2 separate regions of the Homo sapiens genome follow, and region 1 is linked to region 2. Evidence: chromatin loops called from intact Hi-C (ENCODE). Cell type or tissue: endothelial cell of umbilical vein. All regions are shown on one strand. Each heading gives the region's core, and the rest is flanking DNA. Links, peaks and the distances in the headings are about the cores only.

Region 1 (15,859 bases), core at 3,499-11,498, 220 kb after region 2:
AGCTTGTACAAAGAAAGTTTTCAAAGTACGCGTTGCCATCTCATGAGGGATCATGTATATCCTCTCAAGGTGAGTATACTTAGTCCTGTAGTTGATATGGAACGCTTTGCAGCAGGGGAATGTAGTAAATTTTAGATAGTTTAACCCACCTCTTACTGGTTTTTTGCATTGGGTAAGATATTTAATCTTCCTGAGGTTTAGTTTCTTCATTTGTAAAACAGTACTACTAAAGTTTATTATACAGCAACTTTGATCATTAAATGGGGGTCAAATATCTAGACTATGCATAGTATATTAGAGCTACTCAGAAAATAACAGATTCTCTTCTCTTTATACTCATGTTTGATTTCCTGTATTACATTATATTTTAATTTAGCAAGTGTATCTTGAGCACCCATTTTCGCCTATTTCAATGCTAGGCCCTAGGGATGGAGTTGAATAAGATACCGTCCTTGACTTTATGGAGCTACAAGTTATGTAAACTAACTATTCTAACCACAAGACCATGGTTTCTTGTCTCCTCTGTGCCACTGGGCAACCATCGACCCACTCATTTTCTAGCCTTCTGCAAAACTCCTCTTTATCCTCACCTATCTTTGCCTTTTTATCTCTCATCCCAGAAAACATCCTGGCCCTTCTCCTGCCCATAGATGATCTCTTCATTTGGGTTTTTTATCCCACTCCTTGTATTTTCTTATTTTTTCTCCCTCCATATAGCAACACACTTAAATCCCTCTTGCATTAAAAACAGAGCCCCATTCTTACTGTCAAGGCCTGGAAGGACTACAGCATAACAGTTTTGGCTAAATGATGATAGTCAACACATTGTAGCAATAGGAACTCAAGAGTTGACATTATTTTAAAACGGAGGTATGGTACCTCAGGATGGTTTTTTAGCAGGGAGCAAGGTGCTTAGTTCAGTGGTGGTAGGAAGGGGATAATGGCAAGTGTCAAAGTTGTCCATAACCGGCCAGGCACAGTGGCTCACGCCTGTAATTCCCGTACTTTGAGAGGCCGAGGTGGGTGGATCACCTGAGGGCAGGAGTTTGAGACCAGCCTGGCCAACATGGTGAAACCCCGTCTCTACTAAAAAGACAAAAATTAGCCAGGCCTGGTGGCATTGCACCTGTAATTCCAGCTACTCGGGAGGCTGAGGCAGGAGAATAACTTGAACCTGGGAGGCAGAGGTTGTGGTGAGCGGAGATTGCACCATTGCACTCCAGCCTGGGTGACAAGAGTGAAACTCCAACTCAAAAATTCATAAATAAATAAATAATAAATAAAGATTTTCCATAACCAAATATGATCCAGTTATAGAGGGCATGACTATCAATGGAGGGTGTGATTCACACAAAATTCATCTGGCACTCAAGTGGTATGCAAGGTAGAGACTGGGAATTCTGAACCAGATAGAAGTCCTGATGTTTCAAATGGGACACAAAGTCAGAGTCAGGCTGGTAGCCACATTGACATGACAGTAAATCTAGTGTATGGGGCTGGAGTTCTTAATCTACCCTGTCTCATTGTAGACTTGGTCTCAGCAACTAGAGCCAAGGTAGACCTATATGAGCAAATTAAGTAGACTCCACTCTTGAAAGAAGAAACGAGTCTGCTAAATGCCTTACTATTTAAATAAGGAAATCTTTGAGAAAGTATGTTTTATATAGAGGAAATCATATGAACAAAAAGCACAGTATGAAAAAGTGTGGCATATTTGGGGAACATATAGTAATCTGGTGTGATTAGAATATACATGTTTCATACAAGGAGTGCAAGAGGTGAAACTGGAGAGTAGATTGGCGTGAGACTGCAGGGCCTTGAATACGAGGCTAAAGAGTTTATACTTGGTACTGAGTTAAGTCTACTAGTACTGTCTTATACCTGGTGTCTGTGGGATCTCATTTAGGGGTGTGCTGTGTCCTTAAAGCATTTCCTTAGTGCCTTTCCTTATAAAATATATGGTGGTTTCTTCACAAGGTTATCTACTTCTACATTGGGAATATTGAGAGTCAGAAGGTTAAGATTTTTGTTTAAGGTAATGTAAGTAGTAAATGGAAAATGCAGAATTTGAACGTGGTTTAGTGCCCTTTCCTAGTATATAACCTAGTATATTGTCGAGGTTAGAAGTAAGGGCTTTAGAGTCAATTATGGGTTTGAATCTCCATTTCTTTTACTTCTATTAGCTTGTGCAACTTTGGAACAGTTCGTTTTCTGAGGCTCAGGCTCATTCCTCTTCTGTAAAATTGGGATAAGAATAGTAACATTCACAGGCTTGTATGAGGATTCAAAGAGGTAATGCATATCAAGTGCTTAACATAACAACTTACAAATAATACTCAATAAGTGGTAACTATTTCTAGTATTACATTAAAGTTATATTGGAAAAATGTGTTTTTACTTGAAAAAGTTAACTCAGAATATGTAGAATAAAAGGAGTTGATCCAGTATTCTGATGTTATAGTCATATTTGGATAGGAATTCATGCTTGTTCTGCACTGAGGTTGCAAATTTGCTTCATGTGTTCATTCACTGATTCACTAAACAGATGTTAATTTGGCCACACTCTGTACCTGACACCATTCCTTGTACAATGAACAGGACAGATGAAGTCTCTGCTTATGTAGACCTTACATTTTAGTGGTGTGCCAGAGGGTGGGAGGCAGATGTTAAACAAATAATTAGATAAATAATTTCAGATTGCAACAAATGCAATAAATGCTTTGAAGACAATAAAATCGGTGATTCGATGTTACTTGTGGGGGTGGAGTTGGTCTAGGGCAACTTTAGAAGGAGTCATAATGGACAGCCTCTGAAAATGTGACACTTCAGGTGTGACCTGAACATTGAAAAGAAGCCAGTCATGAGAAAAATTGGAGAAAGAGTGTTCTAGTCATGGCAAGCGCACAAAGGTCCTGAGGTAGGAACAAGCTTAGTGGTTTGTCTAAGGAACTAAAAGAAGGCCATTGTGTCTGAAGTGAACACTGATGAGAGAGTGTTCTGGCCCAGGCCAGATCATAGGGGATTTTGTAGGTCATAGTAACAACTATGGATTTTATCCCAAGCACAGTGTGGAGTCCTGGAAGTTTTTAACTGTGGGGAATGATATGATCAATTTATATGTTTTTGATAATAATAATAGCTTTTGTTTATTGGACAGATACAGTGATAAGCACATTACATGCATATATTTCATCAGTCTTCACATAACCCAGTAAAATATGATGTTATTTTTGTGATTATTTTAGAGATTAAGAAATCTGAAGCTTAGTAAGGTTAATTTTTTAAAGGTCACAAAATTATTGTTATTTATAGAACCAAGATTTGAGTTTGAGTTTATCTGATCCTAAGCCTACATGGCTTTTATTAAGCTAAAATATATATAACAGGCCAGGCATGGTGGCCCACACCTGTAATCCCAGCACTTTGGGAGGCCAAGACGGGCGGATTACTCGAGGTCAGGAGTTTGAGACCTGCCTGGCCAACATGGTGAAACCCTGTCTCTACCAAAAATACAAAAATTAGCTGGGCGTGATGGTGGGTGCCTGTAATCCCAGCTACTCAGGAGGCTGAGGCAAGAGAATTGCTTGAACCTGGGAGGTGGAGGTTGCAGTGAGCTGAGATCGTGCCACTGCACTCCAGCCTGGGTGACAGAACGAGACTCCAGGTCAAAATAAATACATAAATAAAATACATATAACAACATTGGCTATTTTAATCATTTTAAGTGTGTAATTCAGAAATATTGATTGTATTAAAAATGATATGCAACCATCACCATCAAATATTTCCAAAACCCTTTTATCACCCCAAGCAGAAACTCTGTACCCGGTAAGGAATGACTCCCCATTTTCCCCAGCCCTGGTAAAGTCTAATTTACTTTCTGTCTTCTCTATGAATTTTCTTATTCTAGCCAAGCTTGCTGGCTCATGACTGTAATCCTAGCACTTTGGGAGGCCGAGATGGGCAGATCATGTGAGGTCAGGAGTTTGAGACCTCAGCCAACATGGTAAAACCCCGTCTGCACTAAAAATACAAAAATTAGCCAGGTGTGGTGGCACATGCCTGTAGTCCTAGCTACGTGGGAGGCTGAGGCAGGAAAATCACTTGAACCCAGGAGGCAAAGGTTGCAGTGAGCCAAGATCGCACCACTGCACTCCAGGCTGGGCAACACAGTAAGACTCCATCTTAAAAAAAAAAAGAATTTTCTTATTCTAGATATGTCATATAAATGAATTCATACTATATTTCTCTTTTTGTGTCTGACCTATTTGAATTAGCATAATGTTTTCCAGGTTCATTCATGTTGTAGCATGTATCAGAAGTTCCTTCATTTTTATGGGTTAATAATATTCCATCTAGTGTATATACCACATATTTTTTGTCCATTTATCAATTGATAGACATTTGGGTTTTTTCCACCTTTTGGCCATTGTAAATACTACAGGGAACATTGGTCACCAAGTATCTGCTTGAGTCCCTGTTATCTATTATTTTGGGTATATACTTTGGAGGGAAATTGCCTGGTTATATGGTAATTCTGTGTTTAAATTTTTGAGAACATGACAAAATATTTACCTGGGTGCCTGTACCATTTTACTTTCCCATCAGCAGTTCACAAGAGTTCCAATTTCTTCACATCCTCAAGAACACTTATTTTCCACATATATAATTTTCATTTCTAATTTTTTTATAGACAGGATCTCAGCCTGTCACCCAGGCTGGAGTGCAGTGGCATGATAATAGCTCACTGCAGCCTTGCATTCCTGGGCTCAAGAGATCCTCCCGCCTCAGCTTCCTGACTAGCTAGGAATACAGGCATGTGCTACTGCATCCAGCTTTTTTTTTTTTTTTTTTTTTTGTAGAGATGGGGGTCTCACCATGCTGGTCTCAAACTCCTGGCTTCAAGCGATCCTTCTGCTTTAGCCTCCCAAAGCTCTGGGATTACAGGCTATTTTCTGTATTTTTTATTTTAGATATCCTAATAACTGTGAAGTCATATTTCATTGTGATTTTGATTTGCATTTCCAATAACTAATGATGTTGAGTATCTTTTCATGTATTCGTTGGCTATTTCTATATCTTGTGATATGGCCATATGTCTATTCAAGTTTTGCTCATTTATTTTCTTATTGTTGAGTTTTTTCTTTTTTTGAGATGGAGTTTTGCTCTTGTTGCCCAGACTGGAGTGCAATGACGCGATCTCGGCTCACTGCAACCTCCGCCTCCCAAGTTCAGGTGATTCTCCTGCCTCAGCCTCCCAGGTAGCTGGGATTACAGGCATTCACCACCACACCCAGCTAATTTTTTGTATTTTTAATAGAGACAGGGTTTCACCATGTTGGCCGGGCTAGTCTTGGACTCCTGACCTCAGGTGATCTGACTGCCTCAGCCTCCCAAAGTCCTGGGATTACAGGTGTGAGCCACCGTGCCCAGCCTCTTATTGTTGAGTTTTAAGAGTTCATTTTATGTTTTGCATACTAGACCTTTGTCAAATATATATGCATAATTGTGTATAATTTTATATAAATGTGATCATATAGCGTTCTGTTTTGTAACTTTTTTTAATACTCACTAATATCATGGATACCCCTGTAGGTCAATAAATGTTCTCTTACAATTTGTAATGACTCATAATGTTCCATTACATAAATGAATTATAATTTAGTTTGTTTTTATTTCTTTGTTCCACTTTGCTATTATTAATAATGGTATAGCAAACATTTTCGTGAAACATGAACTGAAGCAGATAGAACAGCAATTTCATTGGAACTTTTTAACATTTGCCTTTCTGAAACTGATAATAATTGCCCAGGAAAAATAAGTGACAATATCAAAATCTTAACAATACAATAAGTTTGAGCTATTTTATTTACATAGAATACACAGAACTTTGTATCCAAGAAACAGGGATACATGTTCTTTTGGGTACACAGACAACATTAAGAAATATAAACTATGCATCAGGCTATAAAGGAAGCCTCAAAAATTCAAAAGATTCTATATCACATAGAGTATGTTTTCTAACCATAAGAAAATAAAATTAAAAATTAATGATAAAACATTCCATATTTGGGAACTAACAAAATGGCAAATATTCTTTGGGTTAAAAAAATAAATATATTTTATGATGAAATGACAATGAAGTCAGTATATATCCACATTTGTGGGACACAGTTCATTATGTAGAAAGGAAGTTCATTGCTTTAGATATATTGATCAACAAATAAGAAAGATTAAAAACAAATGTATTGAGCATTTAAATTAAAAAAATTGATAACAACAACAAAACCTACCCGAAGTGACAAAACAGCTGGACATATAAGACTTAAGGGCAGAAGTGAAATAAATTAAAAAACAACTATAACAATAAAAAATGGTAGAGGTAATTAACAAAGCCAAAAATTAGTTATTGAAAGGATTAACAAGGTAGACTGGTAGGAAAATGCAAACAAACACAGTAGAGAATATAGAGTAAAATAAATGAAATATTACAGACACAACAGATTTGTTAAAAAGACGAAAGAATTATAACACATTTGAAAAAAAAGAGATGAGGTTAATTCCTAGAAAAATGTAAATGGCCAAAAGTTGGCAAAAGGAAAGAGGGAGACTGAGTAGACGGATATATATTAAAGATATTGAAATGGAATTCATACTTCCCCTCCCCTTCACTCCCTCAGAAAAAGTGGTCCCCAAAAATTTTAACCTTAGAAATGAGTCGGTTCAAATCCTTTCATTACTAGTGTAAAGGAGAAAAACATGTGCTTATTGTAATCAAATTAGAATTGCAGGAAAATTAAGTAAATAATATTTATATGATAACCTATAGCAAACATTATACTAAATGGAGAAACTTTAAATATGTTCATCTTACGATGGAGAACAAGAGAAAGATACCCATTTGTCTACTATTGTTTAACCCAGTACTGGAGAGCCCCACTAATACTGTTAGAATGAAAATTGGCCGGGCGCAGTGGCTCATGCCGATAATCCCAACACTTTGGGAGGCCGAGGCGAGCAGATCACCTGAGGTCAGGAGTTTGAGATCTGCCTGGCCAACATGGCAAAAACCCATCTCCACTAAAAATACAAAAAATTAGCCAGACATGGTGGCTGGTGCCTGTAGTTCCAGCTACTTGGGAGGCTGAGGCAGGAGAATTGCTTGAACCCGGGAGGCAGAGGTTGCAGTGAGCCGAGATTGCGCCACTGCACTCCAGCCTGGGAGTGAGACTCCTTCTAAAGAAAAAAAAAAAAAATAGAAAAGGAAAGAAAATTAAATAAGTGCACAAAGATGGGAAGGAAAGATTTAAAATTGGTTACTATTTGAAAAACATTACAAAACAGCATGGTGTTATTTGCAGATGATATAATTATATAACTGGGAAAATCAGCAGCATCAGTAAACTTTATAAGGACTAATAAGAAATTCACCAGATTGGCAATGACACGAGTAATTTGCCAAAGTTAATATTATTTTTAATACGTGCAATAAGTAACCAGTAAATGTGATAAGTAATATTGATACGGGAGGGGGGCAGGCAAGTGCTAGGAAGAGAAAGGCCCGGTCCCTGGCTAGGGCTCCACCCCTGGGCCTGTGCCCACGGACCTAGGTGAGGACAGGCATTTCTGTTTTCATGCCAAAATGTTGCATTTTCCAAGACCACCCTGGCCCGCCATGCCCCCATCCTTTGCCTATAAAAACCCCAAGACCCTAGAGGGCAGAGACACAAGTGGTTGGACATCGAGAGGAACACACAGGCGGAAGAACACAGCCGCAGACACCAGCAGATACCAGGAGGACACCGGCAGACACCAGGAGGACACCGGCAGACACCAGGAGGACACCGGCAGACACCAGCAGTTGCCAGCAGGTCATCTATGGCGGGAAGACGCTGAGTTCAGCCGAGGGCGGTCAGAGGAGAGGCAGGAGAGCTCGGCGGCTGAGCGGCCTGACTCCTGGGGAAAACCAACTTCCCACTCCATCCTCCTTCTGGCTCCCCATCCATCTGCTGAGAGCTATTTCCATCATTCAGTAAAACCTTGCACTCATTCTCCAATCCCATGTATGATCTGATTTTTCCGGTACACCACGGCAAGAACCCGGGATACAGAAAGCCCTCTCTCCTTGTGATAAGGCAGAGGGTCTAATTTAGCTGATTAACACGAGCTGCCTATAGACAACAAAACTAAAAGAGCACACTGTAACGCACGCCCACTGGGGCTTAAGGAGCTGTAAGCATTTGCCCCTAGATGCTGCCTTGGGGTTAAAGCCCACATGCCCCACAACCTGCCCATCTGCATGCGCCCCCTAGAGGTTTGAGCAGAGGGGCACCGAAGAAGCGAGCCACAGCCCAGTCTCATGCCCTGTGAAGGGGATAAGGGAACTTTTCCCGTTTCAATATCATTCACATTAGCAATAACAACTAAAATATGCAGAAATTATTTTCAAAAGAAATACACAAGATCTCTATTGGGAAAAACATTAAAATCTAGTAAAGGACATGGAAGAAAATATAAATAAATTCTAGACCTTTCCTCTTTTCAAATGGATTTCGTTAATATTATACAGATGTTAATTCTCCTCTAATTAATCTATAAATTAAAGTTTAGTTGGGTTTTTAGCTTAATATGCACAAATAGCTAAGTTAACCTTAAAAAAAAAAAGACAAAAGAAGGGAGATTTTCTCTACCAGGCAGCACACATATTACAAAGTCAGTGGAGTGAAAACAGTCGGATATTGGTCCTCAAACAGAAGGCTAGTCAAACAGAATAGATAGCTGAAGTTCAAACTCACATATTAATTTAATATAAAATAAAAATCGCACTCCAAATTAATGGGGAGTGGAAAAATTCATAGGTGATTATAGGAATAATGAATCTCTATATAGAGAAATATAAAGCTGGATTCCTACGTAACATCACAAACAATGCTGAATTCCAGGCGGATGAAGGGCCTAGAAGTGAAAGGCAAAACTCAAAGGTTGTTTCTGTCCTGTGTATATACCCTTTTCTGATAAATATATGGAACAAACTAGGAATTCAAGGGAACTTCTTCAACCTGATTGATGGCAGCTGTAACCAAAACTAGAAGTTAACATCACACATAAGGGAAAGACTAAAATCTTTTCCTCTATGGTAAAGAACAAAATAAGGATGTCTACGTTCTTCACTTTGATTCAACATTGCACTGGAGGTTCTAGTTAGCATAATTAGCCAAAATTGGAAAGAAGTAAATCTATCTCTATTTGCAGATGACTTCATGTTGTATATAGAAAATCCTAAGGAACACACACACACAAACACATACACACACACACAGAACTAATGAAGGAGTTCAACAACATTGTGTAGGATACAAGATCAGTATATAAAAATAAATTTTATTTCTATCTACTTTGGAATAAAATTGTATGTCTATTGACATTAATAATGTGAACATTAAGAAAACAATCTGATTTAATCAAAATGATTAAAATACTTAGGTATAAATTTAACAAAAGATGTGCAAGACTTATATGCTGAAAACTACAAAACATCATTGAAAGAAATTAAAGAAGCCCTAAATCAATAGAAAGACAAGCTGTGTTCATGAATTGAAAGCCTTAATATTGTTAAGATGGCATTACTCATCAAGTTGATCTACAGATTCAATGCAAGCCCTATCAGAATTCCAGCTGGCCATTTCACACAAATTGGTAAGATGATCCTAATATCCACATAGAAATGGAAAGGACCAGAATAGAAAAAAATGTCAAAGGCAAATTTTTAAATTTCAAAACTTACTACAGGCCGGGCGTTGTGGCTCACGCCTGTAATTCCAACACTTTGGGAGGCTGAGGTGGGTGGATTACCTGAGGTCAGGAGTTCGAGACCAGCCTGGTCAACATGGTGAAACCCCGTGTCTACTAAAAATACAAAATTAGCTGGGTGTAGTGGCACATGCCTGTAATCTCAGTTACTTGGGAGGGTGAGGCAGGAGAATCTCTTGAACCCAGCAGGTGGAGGTTGCTGTGAGCCGAGATCGCACTGCTGCACTCCAGCCTGGGCAACAAGAGTGAAACTCCATCTCAAAACAAAACAAAAGAAAACTTACTACAAAGCCACAGTAATCAAGATAGTGTGGTGCTGACATAAAGATAGACATATAGATCAATAGAATAAAGAGTCCAGAAACAAACATTTATGGTTCACTAATAATTTACAAGGATATTAAAAGCAATCAGTTGGGAAAGAATACTCTTTTGAATAAATGGTGCTGGGACTACCGGATATTTACTTGCAAAAGAATAAAGGAAACATAGTACATCCATACAGCCAAATAATATTCAGTCATAAAAAGGAGTGGAGTACCGATACATGCTACAATATGGATGACCCTTGGAAACATTATGTAAGTTTAAGAAGCCAGTCACCAAAGGCCATAATGCAGATTCCAGTTAATATGAAAGATGTAGAATAGGAAAATCCATAGAGATGAATGTAGACTGTGGCTTTTTGAAGGTGGGTGGAAGGGGGAATGGAAAATGATTACTAATGTGATTAAGATTTCTTTTTGGGGTGATGAAAATATTTTGGAATTAGATAACAGCAGTGGTTGCACAGCTTTGTGAATATGCTAAAAACCACTGAATTGTACACTTTAAAAGGATGAGTTTTATGATATGAGAATTATATTTCAGTTTTTAATTTAAAAATTGAATTTGAAGGAGAAAGTATTCCACAGAATCTTATCGGTCCTTGGTGAAGGCAGTAAGGTTTTCTGGCCCATGCTTTTCTCAAATAATTGGTACTTTAAATTGATTCAACAGCTGGAGGAACAGTTTGTCCTTCCTATGTTTTGTGTGAAAATGTCTACCTCCTGTGTTTTGGTATCTGAGTTAGGGTTGGGCTATGGAACTTCTCGAGTTGTATTCCTAAGACGTCTTGATTATTTATAAGCCCCATGAATGTTATTCCACCCATGATAATCTGGGCTACATGGACTGTGATCTTGGATGTTAGTTCAGCTTATTTGAACCTTAATTTCCTTTACAATATCTGCTTCTCAGTGTTGTAAAGTCTAAATGAGATAATAGACTTTAAGTGTCTATCATAGTGCCTGGCCTGATGTAGGCCTTGGTTAATGAATGTTAGCTTCCTCCCTACACGTTTCCCTTCATTAAAAAAAAATAGTAAAAAGCACATTTCTTTCTTTCTTCCCTGTCCACCCCGCCTGAAACAGAGTCTTGCTCTCTCACCTAGGCTGGAATGCAGTGGCACAATCTCGGCTCACTGTAACCTCCACCTCCCAGGTTCAAGCAATTCTCCTGCCTCAGCCTCCCAAGTAGCTGGGATTACAGGCGTGCACCACCAAGCCCAGCTAATTTTTTTTCTCTTTTTTTTTTTTTTGTATTTTTAGTAGAGATGGGGTTTCACCATGTTGGCTAGGCTGGTCTCGAACTCCTGACCTCAGGTGATCCGCCCGCCTCGGCCTCCCAAAGTGCTGGCATTACAGGCATGAGCCACTGTGCCCGGCCAAAAGCACATTTCTTATATGTCACAGGTCACTCAGCTCTGCCCTAGCTTCCTGCCCAGCAACAGATTGCTTGTAGCAATAAACCATGGGTGATTTTTTTTTCTTTGATCCGTGTGTCCCCTGCTGTGCCTCTTCTACTACCTGGCACATTGCAGGTGCTCAGTGATTTTGGATTTCGCATGAGACAGCACAAGCCATTTACATTGATTTTCCAGCATGATGCTAAGAGAATAGTAGAGTGTCAGCATTAGTCTGTGACAAAGGAACATTGTTAGTGCTACTTTAGATGCTGTGTTTCTTCCAGTTGTGCTGAGTAGCAGAGAACTTAATTAAATTTCATACTCGAGAAGAGTAAAGGCTGAGTCCTTCATCTGCCACAAATCTTTACAACCCTTGCTTTCTAGTTAAACTTTCCAGGATTTTTTTTCTCTGTTTTTAATATCAGCTTTTTGGAGTGAAGTGCTTAAATAATACCAAGTAATTTATTAAAAAGAGACAATCCCAGGTTCCTATTTCTTTGGAAATGTTTTACTTATTATTAGCTGTCTAAGTGCATTGTAGATTAACCTTTTCATGACAAATATTTACTTCCATTTGTGTTATGTCTTCTTCCTTTGTAAGAAAATTTGAATGAGTGGTTAATCTATGTGAAAAATATTGGAGGGAAGAAAATATATCTACTGCACAGGCCCTTTTAAGGTATCATTCTCTAAGGAGCAGCTTCCATAGCTTTCAGCTGTAAAAATAGGGACTGCCATTTCTGCAGGCAGAATGGTTTGGGGTTATATTTCAGGAAGCTGAAACTGCTGAGACCAATACAAAGTTAATTCTCCGTTGCTTTTTTTTCCTTCCAGGAGCTAGAGGGATTGACCACCTGAAACCTGACACTATCTCCTTCATTCTCCTTTCTAAGCAGACAGAGTTACAACTACAGACATTTAATCTTTGCCCTTCTTTCCCACCTTTAGGAGCGGAAAAAGAAATTTGAAAAGGATGGTGAGAGGTTTTATTCTTTACTGGATCGGCACTTACACCTGTCTTCAAAAAAGAAAGAATCTCAGTTACAAGAGGTATGTTCACAAAGCCTGCCCCTGCCTTCCATTGCTAGCTATGCCTTAGAAACAGTGTGAATTTTGTACTGCAAGGCTTTTCCCATACCCCGTCTCAGCAGGGAACCTCATGTGATAGTAGCACTTGTAGTCAAAACTGTGGCCTGAGACTCAGAAGCCCTGAATACTAAGCCAGCTCTTCCACTAACTCAGGGTGTGACCTTGGATAGGATACTTCTTTCTTTGCCTCATTCCATTATCTGTAAGAAGAGGAGTCGAGAGTCCCTTTCAATTGCAAGTCCAAAATCCATGCGAGGATAAAGTTAAACTAGTGTTGTATTTGGTAGAAATCAGGAACAGATCTTCTACTTTTTTCCCTGAGAGATTCCACAACCTTTTTTTTTTTTTTTTTTTTTGGTGAGGGGTTAGGGGAATGTTCTGTTTTGGGACTACTGCTTACCTGGGACTTGCAGTGCCTTCAGTTCAAATAAGCTACCATTCGGTGAGACCCTACCACATGCCATGAACTGTACTGGATGCAACATGGCTACAGAAACAATGAGACATGATTCCTGCCCTTCTGCAGCTTACTGTTGGGCTACTAAATAAGAAAACACATTACTCTTATACAAATAGATTTTTTTTACATACTTTAATGTGTATATGGTGCTTTTGTTGGGAGTGGGAAATGAGAATAGAAGACTTATGTTTGGATGTGGGGAATTTCCTTTGTGGAAGAATGTTGCCCTTCCAATTTGACGTGGTCATTAAAATATAGGTAAAGTGTTTGACAGGTGAAAATGGATAAATGGACCTTTCAAACAGAGACCAATGGCCCAAGGATGGAAGGAACATAAGTAGAATTCTATTTTAGGAATCTCAAACTGGCATAGGTTGTAGGGTGAATTAGATCAGGGAGAGACTAGAAGCAGGATAAACAGTTTAGGAAACTATTGATCTAGGAAACGATCTAGGGGAAAGTGACAGAGCCGTAAGAGAGGCACTAGGGAAGGAAAAGAAGGAATAAACTGATTGAGAATTTTTCTAATGGAAGGAGGGGTCTATATGTTCAATGAAAGATTCAGTAATAATGGAGATTTTAAAGATTCAAGTATGAAAAGAGATATCTGATGGAATAATATCATAGGCAGGAGCTGTCATCTTGTCCATGGTCACACAGATTGTGGCAGAGCTGGAGCTCATCTCCTGATAACTGGTTTCATAGATATCCATCACATCATCTGAGGTGCTTGAAGGTAATAGGTCAAGAGCCTCAGTGTGGCCGAGTGCAGTGGCTCATGCCTGTAATCCCAGCATTTTGGGCGGCCAAGGCAGGTGGATCTCTTGAGGTCAAGAGTTTGCAACCAGCCTGGCCAACATGGCAAAACCCCAGCTCTACTAAAAATACAAAATTAACCGGGCATAGTGGCACATGTCTGTAATCTCAATTACTTAGGAGACTGAGGAAGAAGAATCGCTTGAACCCGGGAGGCGGAGGTTGCAGTGAGCTGAGATCACTCCATTGCACTCCAGCCTGGGTGACAAGAACGAAACTCTGTCTCAAAAAAAAAAAAAAAAGCCTTAGTTGTGGATGGAGTTAGTATTGCAAAGGAGAAGGACTACTTTCCTTCCATAAACTAGAATTGAGTCTGGGATCTTCTATCATTTTCCTTTTGCCCACTTTTGTTTTTTTCCTTTTCTATCTATTCTGTGTCGCGGTTTCTATGCAGAAAACAGTCAACAGGCCTGAGACTGCTATGCTTAGAAAGACCTGTTTACAAAATTAGCCCTTGGAATGGCATCTGGGAACTTCACTGTTAAACAGCTCCCAACATTGATTTAGAAGTTTCCCTTAATGGGTAAGAATGGCTGACTGTGCCAAGCCTGGCTCTGCAAATAATGTAGCTTATGTCGAACACCTTTTTCTTCTGGTACTCTTGAATTTTGGTTGTGCTGGGCAGAGTGTGCCTGTGTAACTAGCCCCGCAGTAAAACCCTAAGCTACTCATTCTCTTATGAGCTTCCCTGACTGATAACATTTTCTCTGTGTTGTTACAACTTGTTGAAGGAAGAATTAAATGTGTCTTGGGTGACACCACCGTGAGAGATCTTTTGGAAGCTTTTACCTAGCTTCCTCTGCATTTTGCCCCAGGCACCTTTTCTCTTTGCTCAGTCGGCTGTGTACGCTTTCACTGAAATAAATCTTAGCTGTGAGTACTACTATGTTGAGTACTTTGAGTCCTGCTCAAAAAAGATTTATTAAAGAATTATTAAAATTGGGGTGGTCTTCTGGACCCTGGACACAATCCAAACTATTGGAGACTTTTGCTAGGACACCTTCTGGAGTGTTCTAGGTGTTTGGTGCTATATCTAGATGTCCTTTTATTACTTATTCAATAAAAAAATGAGCAGGGCAATCTTGAGTTAGTCACTTTCAAAAAATTTAGATTTCATCTTTAGAGAAGTTTTAGGTTTACAGAAAATTAAATAGTAAGTACAGAGTTCTCATATGCCCTTACTCCCTCACACAGTTTCTCATTTCCTCTTTTAGGATCATCTTGCATTTGTGTGATACATTTGTTAGAATTGAGGAGCCAATGTATTAAACATTCTATGGGTTTTGAAAAACATATGATAACATATATCCAGCATTACCATATTGTACAGGACAGTTTCGCTGCCTTGAACATCCCTGGACTTTATCCCTCCCTCCTTCTACCTCTACCTCTGACACCACTGATCTTTTTATGGACTCCATACTTTTGCCTTTTCCAAAATGTCATATAGTTGGTATCATATGGTTTGTAACCTTTTTTGATTGGCTTCTTGTAGTTAGCAAGATGCATTTAAGGTTTCTCCATATCTTTTCTTGACTTGATAACTCACTTCTTTTTAGGGCTGAATAATATGCCATTGTCTGGTTGTACCACGGTTGGTTTATCCATTTGCCTATTGAAGGACTTCTTGGTTTCTTCTGAATTTTGGCAGTTATTAAAGCTGCGATAAAAAATTGTGTGCAGGCTTTTAGGGATATACATTTTGATGTTGTTTGAGTCAATACCAAATAATACAACTGCTATCATATGGTAAGATTTTATCTAGTGTCGTAAGAAACTGCCAAACTGTCTTCCAAATTGACTGTAGCAGTTTTTATTTCCATGAACAATGAATGATAGCTCCGGTTGCTCCACATCCTTGTCACTATTCTGCGTTGTACCATTAAAAGTAATGGCAGAAATCACAGTTCCTTTTGCACCAACCTAATATGTACATGGAATATCTTTCCATTTATTTT
Region 2 (15,859 bases), core at 2,601-10,600:
TTAAGAAGCATGATTGGTGGGTTCTGTAGCTGTCTATTAAATATAATTAGTTTATAATGTGGTTCAAATCTTCTATTTCCTTGTTGATCTTGTGCTTAGTTTTTCTACTCATTATTTAAAGTAGTGTGTTGAAGTATCCAACAATTCTTTTTTTTTTTGGAGACAGGGTCTCACTCTGCTGTCCAGACTCAAGTGCAGTGGCATGATCATGGCTCACTGCAGCCTTGACCTCCCAGGCTCAAGCTATCCTCCCACCTCAGCCTTCCAAGTAGCTGGGACTACAGGCAGGTGACACCACACAGCTAAATTTTTTAGTTTTATAGAGGCAGGGTCTCACTATGTTGCCCAGGCTGGTCTTGAACTCTTGGGCTCAAGTGATCCTCCTGCCTTGGCCTCTCACCACGTTGGGATTACAGGTGTGAGTCATTGTGCCTGGCCTATCCAACTATTGTTGTTGAATTATTTGTTTCTCCCTTCATTTATTTATTTATTTTATTTTATTATTTTTTTGAGACAAAGTCTCACTCTGTTGCCCAGGTTGGAGTGCAGTGATGCCATCTCAGCTCACTGCAACCTCCACCTCCTGAGTTTAAGTGATCCTTAACTTAAGGAGTTTAAGTGCCTCAGCCTCCTGAGTAGCTGTAACTACAGGCACATGCCACCACGCCAGGCTAATTTTTCTGTATTTTTAGTAGAGATGGGTGTTCGCCATGTTGGCCAGGCTAATCTCCAACTCCTGACCTCAAGTGATCTGCCTGCCTCAGCCTCCCAAAGTGCTGGGATTACAGGCGTGAGCCACCACGCCCTGGCAACAATATTGTCTTTCAATTCATGAACATAGGGTAGCTTTCTGATTGTTTAGATCTTTAATTTATCTTACTAATATTTTTAAATTTCTACTATAGAGATTTTAGATGACTTTTGTTATATTTATTCCTTATCTTTCATATTTACTGTATTTGGAATTTGTTAAACATTTTCCACTTTCCATTTGCTAGAATATAAAACAGTTTTTTTATATATTAACCTTCTATTCTAGGCTGGGCTCAGTGGCTCGCACCTGTAATCCCAGCATTTTGGGAGGCCTAGGCCGGCTGATCACTTGAGGTCAGGAGTTTGAGACCAGCCTGGTCAACATTGTGAAACCCCATCTCTAGCAAAAGTACACAAATTAGCCAAGCGTGGTGATGCGCATCTGTAGTCCCAGCTAGTTGGGAGACTGACGCACAAGTATCGCTTGAACCTGGGAGGCAGAGGTTGCAGTGAGCCCAGATCATGCCACTGCACTCCAGCCTTGGCAATAGAGCAAGACTCTGTGTCAAAAAACAAAACAAACAAACAAACAAAAAAGCAAAAAACAAAAAATAAAACTTTACATTTTAGGACCTTGCTAAATTAATTTATTATGAGTTATTCTAATAGTGTCATTTTTGCCATACTTTTTCATTTTACCCACTCTTATGGGTATGTAGCAGTATTTTCTTGAAGTTTTAATTTGCACTTTTTGATGATTAATGACATTGTGTACCTTCTATTGTGGACATTCATGTATCTACCATTCATATAGCTGCATTTTGTTAGGTGACTGTTTAAGTGTTTTGTACATTTTTATTTATGTTGTTTGTCCTTTCATTATAGAGTTGAGCACTTCCTTATATATTCTAGGTACCAGCCCTTGGTAAGATAGTTGCTTTGCATATACAGTATTTTCTCCCAGCCTGTGGATTATCTTTTCATTCATTTTTGTTTGTTTCTTTGCTTGTTTATTTTAGAGACAAGGTCTCACTATGTCACCCAGACTGAACTGCAATGCTACAATCATAGCTCACTGCAACCTCTAACTGCTGGACTCTAACAATCCTCCTGCCTCAGCCTCCCCAGTTGCTAAGACTACAGACATGCATCACCAAGTCCATCCTTTTTTTTTTTTTTTTGGCGAGGATGGGGGCAGATGGAGTCTTGCTCTGTTTGACCAGGGTGGTCTTGAACTCTCGGCCTCAAGTGATCCTCCCACCTCAGCTTCCCAAAGTGCTGGCATTACAGGTGTGATCCCAGCCTTGTAATGGTAACTTTTGATGATGTTCTGCATTCTAACTATGACTCTTGTCAAGAATTTATGTTTTTCCGGTTTTGGATTTGTTGGGTCTCTTGAATCTGTTGATTGATATATTCATCAGCTCTGGGTAGACCTCAACTATTATCTCTTTATTCTCTCTCCCAATCTCCCGAGATTTTTTTCATTTGCTCTCAAATTTAGCACAGACTAGACCTTCTCATTGATTTGTCTATGTCTACTACCCTCCCTTCTGTCTTTGAACATTCTCTGACACTTTCTGGATAGCTTCTTCTACACTCTACCAGATTACTGATTCTTTCCTTAATTTCTTAATATCAGTTCACTGTTTTTAATCAGTTTCTTAATATCTTAACCTATTCACGGAATTTACTTCTTTTCCTTTTTTTTTTTTTTTGAGACGGTGTGTTGCTTTTTGCCCAGGCTGGAGTACAATGGTCTATCTCAGCTCACTGCAACCTCCACCTCCCCGGTTCAAGCAATTCTCCTGCCTCAGCCTCCTGAGTAGCTGGGAATACAGGCACGTGCCACCATGCCCGGCTAATTTTGTATTTTTAGTAGAGACGGGGTTTCACCATGTTGGCCAGGCTGGTCTCGAACTCCTGACCTCTGGTGATCTGCCCACCTCAGCCTCCCAAAGTGCTAGGATTACAGGCATGACAGTGCTTGGACATTTTTTTTTTTTTTTTTGAGACTGTCTTGCTCTGTCACCCAGGCTGGAGTGTAGTGGCGTGATCACAGTTTACTGCAGCCTCAACCTCCTGGGCTCAAGCCATCCTCCCACCCTAGCCTCCCGAGGAGCTGGGGCTACAGGTGTGCATCACCATGCCCAGCTATTTAAAAAAAAATTGTTTTTAGAGATAGGATCTCACTATGTTGCCCAGGCTGGTCTCATACTCCTGGTCTTAAGTGATGCTCCCACCTTGGCATCTCAAAGTGCTGAGATTACAGGTGTGAGCCACAATACCCAGTCTCTTCTTTTTTATCTATGTTTTGTATCAATCTTAAGCTTATATAAATGTGGAAGGGGGTTCTCCTTTTTTTTGTAAGATGAAGTCTTGCTATAATATTGCCGATTGGACTCAAACTCCTAGGCTCAAGGTATCCTCCCACCTCAGCTTTCCGAGTAGCTGCGACTACGTGGCACACATCACCATATTCACCTAATGCTTACATAAATGTTGAAAGTGCAGTATAAAGCTGTTTTATTTCCTGATCTATTTGAGATTAAGTTGCCAACAAGATATGCTATCAGCCCTGAATATTTTAGTGTGTATTTCATAAAAACAAAGACATTCTCATGCACAACCACTGTACAGCCATCAAAATCAGGAAATTATCATTGATACACTACTACCATCTAATCCCCAGACCTGATGTAAGTTTCTTCAGTTTTCCAATACTCTTCATCAGAGCAAAGTGATTCAGGTCAGGATTATGTGCTGTATTATTTGTCTTTTTAGCTGCTTTCAGAGTGGAACAGTTTCTCAGTCTTGCCTTGGCTTTCATGATCTTAACACTTTTAAAGATTACAGGATCAATCCACAATTTGGATCTTCTAATTTTCTTCATGATTAGGTGAAAATTATGCATCTTTGGCAAGTTAATCAGAAATGATGTTGCATTCTTATTGCAGCCTATGAGATGTCACATGATTTTTATTTGTTCTATATTATTATTATGAGACAGGATCTTGCTCTGTTAGCCAGGCTGGAGTGCAGTGGCACAATCATGGCCCACTGCAACATCTGATTCCCGGGCTCAAATGATCCCCCCACCTCAGCTGTCCCAGTAGCTGGGACTACAGACATGCACCACCACTCCAGGCTAATTTGTTATATATTTTTAGAGACAGCGTCTTGCCATGTTGCCCAGGCTGGTCTCAAATTTCTGGTCTCAATGATCCTCCCACCTCAGCCTCTCAAAGTGTTGGAATTACAGGTGTGAGTCACCACGTCCAGCCTGATTTGTTTCTTTATTAATGATGCTGACTTAGGCCGGGCACGGTGGCTCACGCCTGTAATCCCAGCACTTTGGGAGGCCAAGGCAGGCGGATCACCTGAGGTCAGGAGTTTGAGACCAGCCTGGCCAACATGGTGAAAGCCTGTCTCTACTAAAAACACAAAAGGTTAGCCAGGCCTGGTGGTGTGTGCCTGTAATCCCAGCTACTCAGGAGGCTGAGAAAGGAGAATCTCTTGAACCCGGGTGGCAGAGATTGCAGTGAGCCAAGGGTGTGCCACTGCACTCAGCCCAGGAAACAAAAGCAAAACTCCGTCTCAAAAAAAAAAAAAAAAAAGATGCTGACTTGAATCACTTGATTAAGGTGGTGTCTGGAAGGGTGTTCTGCTGTAATATTACTCTTTTTCTTTTGTAATTAATATGTATTTTTGTTAGGAGGTATTTTGAGCCTATGTGAATAGTCCATTACTTATCAAACTTTCAGTTTACTCTTTCAATATAAGTTCAGCTTCATATTTTCCCATTTTATTCAATGAGTTTATACTTCTCAACTAGCATTATTTGTTTTGATATTCAGGTTGTCCTAAACTTGGCCAGTGGGAGTCCCTTGAAGCTTGATTCTATGTCCTTTTGATAAGATCCCTTCATTCTTTGAGCATTCCTTTGCTTTCTGGCATAAGATCTTCCAGGCTCGTTTTGTATTTACCCTGCCCCAGCCCAGGACTCAGTCATTTCTCCAAGCATCCCCACTTCTAGGGGTAGAGAATGAGATTTAGAAAGCAAAATTTGGGGCCGGGCACAGTGGATCATGCCTATAATCCCAGCTACTCAGGAGGCTGAGGCAGGAGAATCACTTGAGCCCAGGAGGTGGAGGTTGCAATAAGCCCAGATTGTGCCACTACACTACAGCCTGGGCAACAGAGCGAGATTTCCTCTTAAAAAAAAAGAATGCAAAATTTGGGTGCTAAGTGTGCATGTTGCTATGGAGATATTGCTATTCTCAGCTGTCTCAGTGAGCAGAGCTAGGGAATATACGTGGATGATTTCATCATCGCATATGGGCTCTGACACTATGTGACAGGTCATTAATTGCTTCCACATAAACACCCTCCTCACTCTCATATTTCTTTTTTTTTTTTCTTTTTGAAATGGAGTTTCAGTCTGTCGCCCAGGTTGGAGTGCAGTGGCATGATGTCAGCTCACTGCAACCTCCGCCTCCCAGGTTCAAGTAATTCTATCTGCCTCAGCCTCCCGAGTACCTGGGATTGCAGGCGCCCACCACCACACCCGGCTAATTTTTGTATTTTTAGTAAAGATGGGGTTTTGCCATGTTGGCCAGGCTGGTCTTGAACTCCTGACCTCAAGTGATTCACCCTCCTCAGCCTCCCAAAGTGATGGGATTACAGGTGTGAGCTACTGCACCCGGTCCACCCTCCTCACTCTGATCTGGCTGAAACACCCTGCTTTGAGCCACCATAGCTTCCCTTAAGCCTAGTTCAGAAACCTGCTTTTCTTCATCACTTTTAATGTCTTCTGAGCTGAATTATTCAGAAAGAAAAGGGCAAAGTAAGAAAGGGAAGGAAGGCCGGGCACAGTGGTTCACGCCTGTAATCCCAGCATTTTGGGAGACCGAGGTGGGCAGATCACCTGTGGTTGGGCATTTGAGACCAGCATGACCAACATGGAGAAACCCCATCTCTACTAAAAATACAAAAGTAGCCGGGTGTATTGGTGCATACCTGTAATCCCAGCTACTTAGGAGGCTGAGGCAGGAGAATCACTTGAACACAGGAGGTGGAGGTTGCGGTGAGCCAGGATTGCACTGTTGCTCTCCAGCCTGGGCAACAAGAGCAAAACTCCATCTCAAATAAATAAATAAATAAAAAGAAGAAAGAAAGAAAAAGAAAGGGAAAGGAAAGGGAGAGTAGAAAAGGGAAAGTAGAAAGGGAAATGGAAGGATGAGAAGGAAAGGGAAAAGGAAATGGAAGTGGAAGAGGAAGAGCTTCACTGAATTCTTATTTTCAGTTATTGTACTTTTTAGTTCTAGAATTTCTATTTCTTCCTTTTTTGCAAATCTGGGATATATCTATTTTGATGTTTATTATGGAAAATGTCTAACATAAACAAATAAAGAAATAGTATAGGCCAGAAGCGGTGGCTTATGCCTGTAATCCCAACATTTTGAGAGGCCAAGACTGGAGTATTGCTTGAGGTCAGGAGTTGGAGACTAGCCTGAGCAACCACTCTTGACTACTAAAAATAATTTTTTTAAAAACATTAGGTAGGCATGTTGGAGCATACCTGTTGTCCCAGCTGAGGTGGGAGGATTGCCTGAGCCCAGGAAGTTGAGGCTGCTGTGAACTGAGATGGCACTACTGCACTCCAGCCTGGGCAACAGAGCAAGGCACTGTTTTAAAAAAGAAAATAGTATAATGAGCCTCTTTGTACTCATCACCAGCTTCAACAGTAATTGATTCATGGCCACTCTTGTTTAATTTATTTTCCCTGCTGTGTCTGACCTGGGTTATTTTCAACCAATCCCATATATCGTATCTTTTTTAAAATAAACTTTTATTTTAGAACAGTTTTAGATTTGCAGAAACATTGAGAAGATAATATAGAGAATTCCCATATACTGCAAACCCAGTTTTTCCTGTTATTATTGTATTACACTAGTATGGTACTTTTTTTTTTTAAACAATTAGTGAGTCAGTATTCATATATTATTGTTTCCGGAAAAGGGGTCCCGATCCAGACCCATAAGAGAGGGTCCTTGGACCTCGGGCAAGAAAGAATTCAGGGAGAGTCCACAGAGTAGAGTGAAAGCAAGTTTATTAGAGAAGTAAAGAAACAAAAGAATGGCTACTCCATAGGCAGAGCAGCAATGCAGGCTACTTGACTGAGTATACCTATAGTTATTTCTTGCTTATATGCTAAACAAGGGATGGATTATTCATGAGGTTTCGGGAAAGGGGGGACAATTTCCGGAGAAGAAGTTCCCTCCCCTTTTAAAACCATATAGGTTAATTTCCAGACGTTGCCATGGCGTTTGCAAACTGTCATGGCGCTGATGAGAGTGTCTTTTACCATGCTAATGCATTATAATTAGCATGTAATGAGCAGTGAGGACCACCAGAGGTCACTTTCATCACCATCTTGGTTTTGGTGGGTTTCAGACAGCTTCTTTATCACACTGTGTTTTTGTTTTGTTTTTGTTTTGTTTTTTTGAGACATGATCTCACTTTGTTGCCCAGGCTGAAGTGCTGTGACGTGATCTGGGTTCACTGCAGCCTCCACCTCCTGGGTTCAAGCGATTCTCTTGCCTCAGCCACCCAAGTAGCTCGTGCCACCATACCTGGCTAATTTTTGTATTTTTAGTAGAGATGGGGTTTCGCTATGTTCTCCAGGCTGGTCTCGAACTCCTGAGCTCAAGCAATCAGCCCAACTTGGCCTCCCGAAGTACTGGGATTACAGGCTTGAGCCACCGTGCCCGGCCTTTGCATTCTTTTTTTATCAGCAGGGTCATTATGACCTGTATGTTGTACAGGTCGTTATGACGTACATGTCATAACGACCTCCTATCTCATCCTGTGACTATGCATGCCTAACCTCCTAGGAATGTGGCCCAGTAAGTCATAGCCTTATTTTACCCAGCACCTATTAAAGATGGAGTCACTCTGGTTCGAGTGCCTCTGACATTATTATTAACTGAATTTCACACTTTATTCAGATTTCCTTAGTTTTAACATAATGTCCTTTTTATGTTCCAAGAAGTTATTCAGCATACCACATTACATTTAGTCATCATGTCTTCTTAGGTTCCTCTTGACTGTGACAGATGATGCCATATCTTTTTATCTATATGTATTTCCATATGTATTTTTATACAAGAACTCCGTAGGGGAGGAAAAACGATTTTCTCTCTAAACTTCATAGTTCTTAATTGGGATGGACCCCTGTAAAAAACTGATTAATAAGAGAAAAGCAAATGGAGGTTTATTAACATGTATACCTCATGTATACATAAGAGATACCAAGAGAAATAGTAAATTTCAAAGAGGTGGCTTTGAATTCTGGCTTAAATATTATCATACACTAAAACAAAGAAACAAGGGTGCAGACAAGGCCAGTTATGGTGAGGTACCCAGGAAAAGTACAGTAAAGAAGGATAAGATTTGTTATGCATATTTAAGTCACTGACTTCTCCATTGATGAATGTCTAGTGATTTAGTCATCCTTCTCTTACTGGAGCAAAGAGAGAGAGAGATCCTTATAAATGGAAATTTCCTTTAAATTTCCTTTACAAAAGGATAACTATTATGTTTTCAGAACTTCTAGGTCTGCAGTTTCTGAAAGTAATAAACTCAAAATAATCCTGTGTCAAAGAGGCATATTTTATTGTGGCATATTCTGGTCTCCTACTGAGGCAGGAGAACAGGGCCTGGAAGCAGGGAACCTAAGGACTTCCTAGAACTAAATCAAAGGGAAACACTTCAGCTATGACAGGAAATATCCTCTTCATTTACATAGGTCACACACCGAGTAAATGACTTTGTAACTTTACTTCATTCTCTTCATTTACATAGAGTGTACACTAAGTAAATAACTTTGTAACTTCACTTTAACCTCTTCATTTACTTAGAGCATGTACCAAGTAACCAATGGAAACCTCTAAAGGGTATTTAAACCCCAGAAAATTCTGTAACCGGGCCCTTGAGCCGCTTGCTCCATCAACTCCCACCGTGTGGTGTGTGCTTTCAGTTTCAATAAATCTCTGCTTTCGTTGTTACATTCTTTCCTTGCTTTGTCCTTTTTTGTCCAATTATTTGTTCAAAACGCCAAGAACCTGGACAGGACACCCTCAACTGGTAACACTACAACTCTTTGTCAAAAATAAATAAGCCCTGGGCTGTGGCTCATGCCTGTATTCCCAGCACTTTGGGAGGCCAAGGCAGGTGGATCATCTGAGGTCAGGAGTTTGAGACCAGCCTAGCCAACATGGTGAAACCCTGTCTCTACCAAAAATACAAAAATTAGCCGGGAGTGCTCGTGCATGCCTGTAATTGCAGCTACTCGGAGGCTGAGGCAGGAGAATCACTTGAACTCAGAAGGTGGAGGTTGCAGTGAGCCGAGATCGTGCCACTGCACTCCAGCCTGGGCGACAGAGCGAGATTCCATCTCTAAATAAATAAGTAAATAAATATCAATCTTCATTATCTTAACCAATAAAGAATAAATCTTTACTATCATTGAGTTAGTGTTTAAATTTCTCCAATAGCCTCATTTTTTTTAACAATTTGTTCAAGTGAAAATCCAAAATCCAAAAGTGGTCCATATAGTGTGATTGATCGTGGTCCATACAGTATGATTGATTGATGCCTTTTAAGTTCCTTTTTTTTTTATTTTGAGACGGTGTCTCACTCTGTCTCCCAGGCTGGAGTGCAGTGGCGAGATCTCAGCTTGCCGCAACCTCCACCTCCTGGGCCCAAGCAATCCTCCCTCCTCAGCCTCCTGAGTAGCTGGGACTACAGGGCACGCCTCATCATGCCTGGCTAATTTTTGTATTTTTGTAGAAATGGGGTTTTGCCTTGTTGCCCAGGCTAGTCTGAAACTCCTGGAATCAAGCCATTCGCCGGAATGTACTCAGCCTCCCAAAGTACTAATATTACAGGCGAGAGCCATTTCACCCGACCTTAAATTCCTTTTAATCTATAAATTCTTCATGTCTTTTTTTTCCTGCCCTCCATTTTTTGTTATTGAAGAAACTGTCCTCCAGAGATTTCCACAGTCTGTATTTTGGTAATTGTGCTCCTATGATGTTGTTTAACATGTTCCTTTGCATCCTTCATTTCCTGAAAACTGGCAGTAAATTCTAGTCTTAAACAGATTCAGATTTGAACATAATGTGCTATTGTTTCTCTTTCTGTGATGTTAGTAGTCAATGATGATCATTGCCCAGAGCCATTATTTTATTAGGGAGTTGCAAAATTGTGATGCTCTAATTCTATCATCCTTTTAAATTTTGTTAGTTGGAATACTCTTCTTTCTTTTTATTTTATTTTATTTTATTTATTTAGTTATTTATTTATTTATTTTTGAAGCAGGGTCTCGTTCTGTCACCCAAACTGGAGTGCAGGGGTGCAAACACAGCTCATCACAGCCTCAACTTCCCAGGCTTCAGCGATCCTTCTGGCTCAGTCTCCCCAGTAGCTGAGACCACAGGCGCCTGCCATCATACTGGGCTAATTGTTGTACTTTTTGTAGAGATTGGGTTTCGCCATGTTGCCTAGGCTGATCTCAAACTTCTGAGCTAAAGCAACCCTCCCTCGTCAGCCTCCCATAGTGCTGGGATTAAGGCATGAACCAGTGCACCCAGCCCATCTTTTACATATTCTTTCTTTTTCAGGGTTTTACTCCGGTCACTGAGCAGGCTGGAGTGCAGTGGCGAGATCTCGTCTCACTATAACCTCTGCCTCTTGGGCTCAAACGATCCTCCTGCCTCAGCTTCCTGAGTAACTGGGACAACAGGCACATGCCACTATGCCCGGCTAATGTTTGTGTTTTTAGTAGATATGGGGTTTCACCAAGTTGGCCAGGCTGGTCTTGAACTCCTGGCCTCACGTGATCCACCCGCCTAGGCCTCTCACAGTGCTGGGATTACAGGCGTGAGCCACCGTGCCTGGCCTACATTTTCTTCTTCAGACATGGAATCACCATTTCTCCAATGAATCCTGGTTCCTGTACACTGTTATTGGGTGCATCATAGCTTTTAGGCCATTTTAGTGATCAGAGTTCAAAAATACGTGTGTATATATGTATGTAGATAGATGTAGATATTGCTACACATAGATATACATAAAGATAGATATATAGAGACATATATATAGAGACATATATATATATGTCTCTCTCTCTCTCTCTCTCTCTCTATATATATATATATATATGTAGACAAAGACATTTTTAAGAGAAAATGCATCACATTTTAACACTGATATTTACAAGTCAGATGAGTTTTTAGGGCTGGGTACTAGTGGCTCACGCTTGTAATCCCAGCACTTTAGGAGACCATGGCAGGAGGATGACTTTAGACCGACCAGGAGTTTAAAACCAGCCTCAGCCGGGCGCAGTGGCTCATGCCTGTAATCCCAACACTTTGGGAGGCTGAGGCAGGCAGATTGCCTGAGGTCAGGAGTTCGAGACCAGTCTGGCCAACATGATGAAGCTCCATCTCTGCTAAAAACACAAAAATTAGCCAGGCATGGTGGTGCGCACCTGTAATCCCAGCTACCTGGGAGGGCTGAGGCAGGAGAATCATTTGAACCCAGGAGGCAGAGGTTGCAGTGAGCCAAGATTGTGCCATTGCACTCCAGCCTGGGCAGCAGGAGCAAAACTCTGTCTCAAAAAAAAAAATAAATAAATAAAACCAGCCTGGGCAATAATAGTGAGACCCCATCTCTAAAAAATATATAATAAAATGAAAAACAAGTTTTTAACTGAGTTCTTTGAGTTTGTAATTGTATCTGTTTTACACTGCAAATCTGGGGGTTCCCAACATCATTAACGTAATTATATATTTTCTTTATCCTATTGTTATACTATTAGTTTTGCTATCGTTACTAACAATATTATTCTGAACAACAGTTTAAGACTTACTTTGTTCATTATTTTAAGAATTTATACCTCCAGGAATTTAAAGTTAAATTACTATATTTCGACCGGGCACAATGGCTCACACCTGTAATCCTAGCACTTTGGGAGGCCAAGGCAGGCGGATCACCTAAGGTCAGTAGTTCGAGACCAGCCTGGCCAACATGGTGAAACCCAGTCTCTACTAAAAAATACAAAGATTAGCTGGGCATGGAGGCACGCACGTGTAATCCCAGCTACTCAGGAGGCTGAGGCAGGAGAATCACTGGAACTCGGGAGGCAGAGGTTGCAGTGAGTTGAAATCATACTACTGCACTCCAGCCTGGGTGACAGAGCCAGACTTCATCTTAAAAAAAAAAAAAGAAAAATTACTATATTTCAAATTTACTTAAAATAATTCACTTTTATGGGTTATGCTACCAATATGATGCACAGGTTCATTTGCTTTTGACTTTTTTGTTTTTTTAAAAATTTTTTTTTAAATTTTTTTTGTATTTTTTTTCATTATACTTTAAGTTCTAGGGTACCTGTGCACAACGTGCAGGTTTGTTACATAGGTATACATGTGCCTTGTTGGTGTGCTGCACCCATTAACTCATCATTTACATTAGGTATATCTCCTAATGCTATCCCTCCCCCTCCCCCCACCCCACAACAGGCCCCGTTGTGTGATGTTCCCCTTCTTATGTCCAATTGTACTTATTGTTCAATTCCCACCTATGAATGAGAACATGTGGTGTTTGGTTTTTTGTCCTTGCACACCATGGAATACTATGCAGCCATAAAAAATGATGAGTTCATTTCCTTTGTAGGGACATGGATGAAGATGTTTTAAAATTTTATATTATTTAAAAATAAATGTTTACATGGTCCCAAAGTCAAATCTACAAAACAGTATGTACTCAGAGAAGGGTAGTTTCTTTCCCTGTCTCTTCCATCCTATTATCTTTCTCTCCCTTCTCATATAGGTAACTATAGCTAACCTTTTCTCTGTTTGTTTATATTTACATCTATATCTATAGAGAATATATTCATGTTCTCTTCCTTTCTAAAAACAATAGCATAGTATGCACACTTTCCTCCACTTTTCTTTCTTTCTTTTAGTTTTTTTTTTTTTTTAGAGATGCGGGTATCCCTATAATCACTATGTTGCCCAGGCTGGCCTCCAACTTTTGCTGCCTCAGCCTCCTGAGTAACTGGGACTACAGTCACACACCAGTGCACCCAGCTATTACCCATCCTGCTTCTTTTTTTACTTAAAAATATATCCTGGAGATCACTTTACAGTAGTATATAAAGATATTCCCTATTATTTTCCTCAGTGGTTTCATTGCTGCTCAGTAATTCATTATTTGGATACTTCATAATTAATTCAACCTGTCCCATGTGGATAGGCATTTTCGTTGTTTCCAGTCTTTGACTATTAGCCTTAATGCTTTGATACCTGCCTTATGCATACATCTTTTCATACTTTTTTAGTGTGTCTTTGTGATAGATTATTTTCCCTAATTGCTACTGGATTTTAAGGCACAATAAGAAAAGTTTTTCCCACTCCTAGGTTATAGAGGAATTAATTCATATTTTCTTTTAATTGCTATGTCACCTTTTAGTTGCCAGTTCTCTGATAAAAATAACAAGCTTGGATTTTTATTACTTTGAACATTGAGAGCATAGTTATTTTATGGCCTGTGTTTGATAATCATAATATCTAATTTTGTGTGTGTGTGTGTGGATCTGTTTCTGTTTATTTTGGCTATTGTTTCTAAAGATACTTTTCTTATTTTGTTGTATGCATGTTTATCTTTGATTATGTGGTATAATATATTTGTAAAAATAAGTGGAAGCAGCCGGGCATGGTGGCTCACACCTGTAATCCCAACATTTTGGGAGGCCGAGACGGGCAGATCACTTGAGGTCAGGAGTTTGAGACCAGCCTGGCCAACATAGTGAAACCCCGTCTCTACTAAAAAATAGAAAAATTAGCCGGCATGGTGGCGGGCGCCTGTAGTCCCAGCTACTCAAGAGGCTGAGGTGGGAAAATCGTTTGAGCCTGGGAGAAGAAGGCTGCAGTGAGCCGAGATGGTGCCACTGCACTCCAGCAGCCTGGGCAACAGAGTGAGACCTTGTCTCAAAAAAAAAAAAAAAAAAAAAAAAGTAGAGGCTTAGAAAATGCATTCTTATTCCAGAGAGGTATTTTATTTGCTTCTGTTTGGTGTGTGGGAACACTATCAGTCGGGGATTACTTAAATTGAATTTCAAGACTTGGTATTTGTAAGCCAATCAGATGGTAGGCTGCAAACCCAATGGAAGTGCTGGTTTAGTTCTGCTTCATGTTTCCCTTGTTGAAACAACTAAATGGTGGTGTTTCAGGAATAAAGTAAAAAGTAATACAAAAAATTAATGAATTAAAGAAGGAAGAAAGAAGAAAAAACACAAGAAAGAAAGAAATATTCATGAAGATTTTCCTATGAGAAAAATTTTTAAAAAATAAAATAAAATAGTCTGGGCAAAGTGGCTCACACCTGTAATCTCAACACTTTGGGAGGCCAAGGCAGACAGATCACCTGAAGTCAGGAGTTCGAGACCAGTGTGGCCAAGATGGCAAAATTCTATCTCTACTAAAAATGCAAAAAATTAGCCAGGCGTGGTGACGCGCACCTGTAATCCCAGCTACTTGGGAGGCTGAGGCAAGAGAATTGCTTGAACCCAGGAGGCGGAGGTTGCAGTGAGCTAAGATCACGCCACTGCACTCCAGCCTGGGCAACAGAGAGAGACTGTCTCAAAATAAATAAAATAAAATAAAATAAAATAAAATAAAATAAAATAAAATAAAATAAAATAAAATAAAATAATAAAAGAAAGAAAGAATTAAATGGGATGCCAGCACCCTGGGTCCCTATGTATGTAAACTGAAACCCAACTCTGTAAATAGTCATATTATCGGAAAACAAATTGAAGCTTAACCAACCAGAGCCCTTCTAACTATCCTCTAACTAGAAACTTTCCACTGGAATGATACAAATAAGGCTACCGCTCCACCTTAGCTGATCAAATATTTTCTCTGCCTTGCTTCCTCATTTACTTTGGTTTGAAGCTGCTTGATTTACTGTTCAAATAAACCTTATTTATTTATTTTTTATTTTTTTATTTTTGGAGACACTGTCTCACTCTGTTACCCAGGCCGGAGTGCAATGGTGCAATCACGGATCACTGCAGCCTCGACTTCCCAGGCTCAAGTGATTCTCCCACCTAAGTCCCCTGAGTGGCTGAGACTACAGATGTAAGTCACCACACCCACTCCTTTTTGTAGTTTTTGTAGAGAAGGGGTTTTGCCATATTGCCCAGGCTGGTCTTATACTCCTGGGCTCAAGTTGTCTGCCTGCCTCGGCCTCCCAAAGTGCTGGCATTGCAGGCGTGAGCCATGGTGCCCGACCAGCCCTTTAAAATTTTAACATGCGAGAGTTTATCTTTTAACACCTTAAACGTGGAGTAAAGGTTGCCATCTTAAAGTAAGGGGAAAGTTTGCTAAAGATCCCTTTTTAGGCCAGGCTCGGTGGCTCAGGTTGTGGCTGCAGTGAGCCGTGATCACACTACTGCACTCCAGCCTGGGTGACAGAGCAAGACCTGTCTAAAAAAATAAATACATAAATCCCTTTTTGGAGGGCCCTAGGCTTTGACTTTTGTCTCCTTTGCCAAACAAGGCTACTAAACACAAAGCTCAGATTTCCTGTTGTTTACTTGGAAATGGCAAATATCCTCAGGGTAAAAGAGCCTTTGAGCACTGATCTTAACTCTGAGTTTTTCTTTTTTCCTAGATTTTGACCTGATAATTCTTACTATCTTGTAAACTTATACTTTTAAGAAAATTGATTTTTTTCTTGTTTTACTAAGCATTTTTACTTGTCCTCAAAAAGACTGTTGATATGAATTACCTAGTTTATGTTATTGGAAGTGGAAGTCCCTCTCATTGTTATTTCTTTAAAAAAATTTTTTTAAGCCAGTCAAATTTAGACGTGGGGGGCTGTATACCAACTTTAGTGACATTAATGATCATAAGTTCTGATAACCCACTAGCAGCCTCTCATTGTTATTTCATTTTGCTATTCTCTGATTATTAAATATATTTTATTTTTATTTTTATTTTTGAGATGAAGTGTTGCTGTCATCCAGGCTGGA

What was found. A loop is a pair of places that touch in the nucleus more often than their neighbours do. Peaks named below come from ENCODE experiments on the same cell type or tissue, not always from the same donor. Only the 100,000 strongest peaks of a DNase experiment are listed, where the experiment ranks them.
Region 1: it touches region 2 in a loop (2.7-fold over the local background); 2 of 110 quality-filtered maps call a loop at or near these places.

Annotation. Positions count from the first base shown.
Region 1 is chrX:68,231,214-68,247,072 of GRCh38, reverse strand. It overlaps OPHN1 (oligophrenin 1), which reads left to right. Exons shown (of 25, transcript NM_002547.3): 6 at 12,485-12,586. Among named protein-coding and RNA genes, the nearest start is that of OPHN1, 190 kb to the left of the region's middle. In endothelial cell of umbilical vein, for the core only: a CTCF peak has its summit at 8,316 (motif pointing left); no DNase peak of the experiment used is centred there.
Region 2 is chrX:68,454,181-68,470,039 of GRCh38, reverse strand. No RefSeq gene overlaps it. Among named protein-coding and RNA genes, the nearest start is that of OPHN1, 29 kb to the right of the region's middle. In endothelial cell of umbilical vein, for the core only: no CTCF peak of the experiment used is centred there; a DNase peak (open chromatin) is centred at 7,149; H3K27ac peaks cover 473 bases.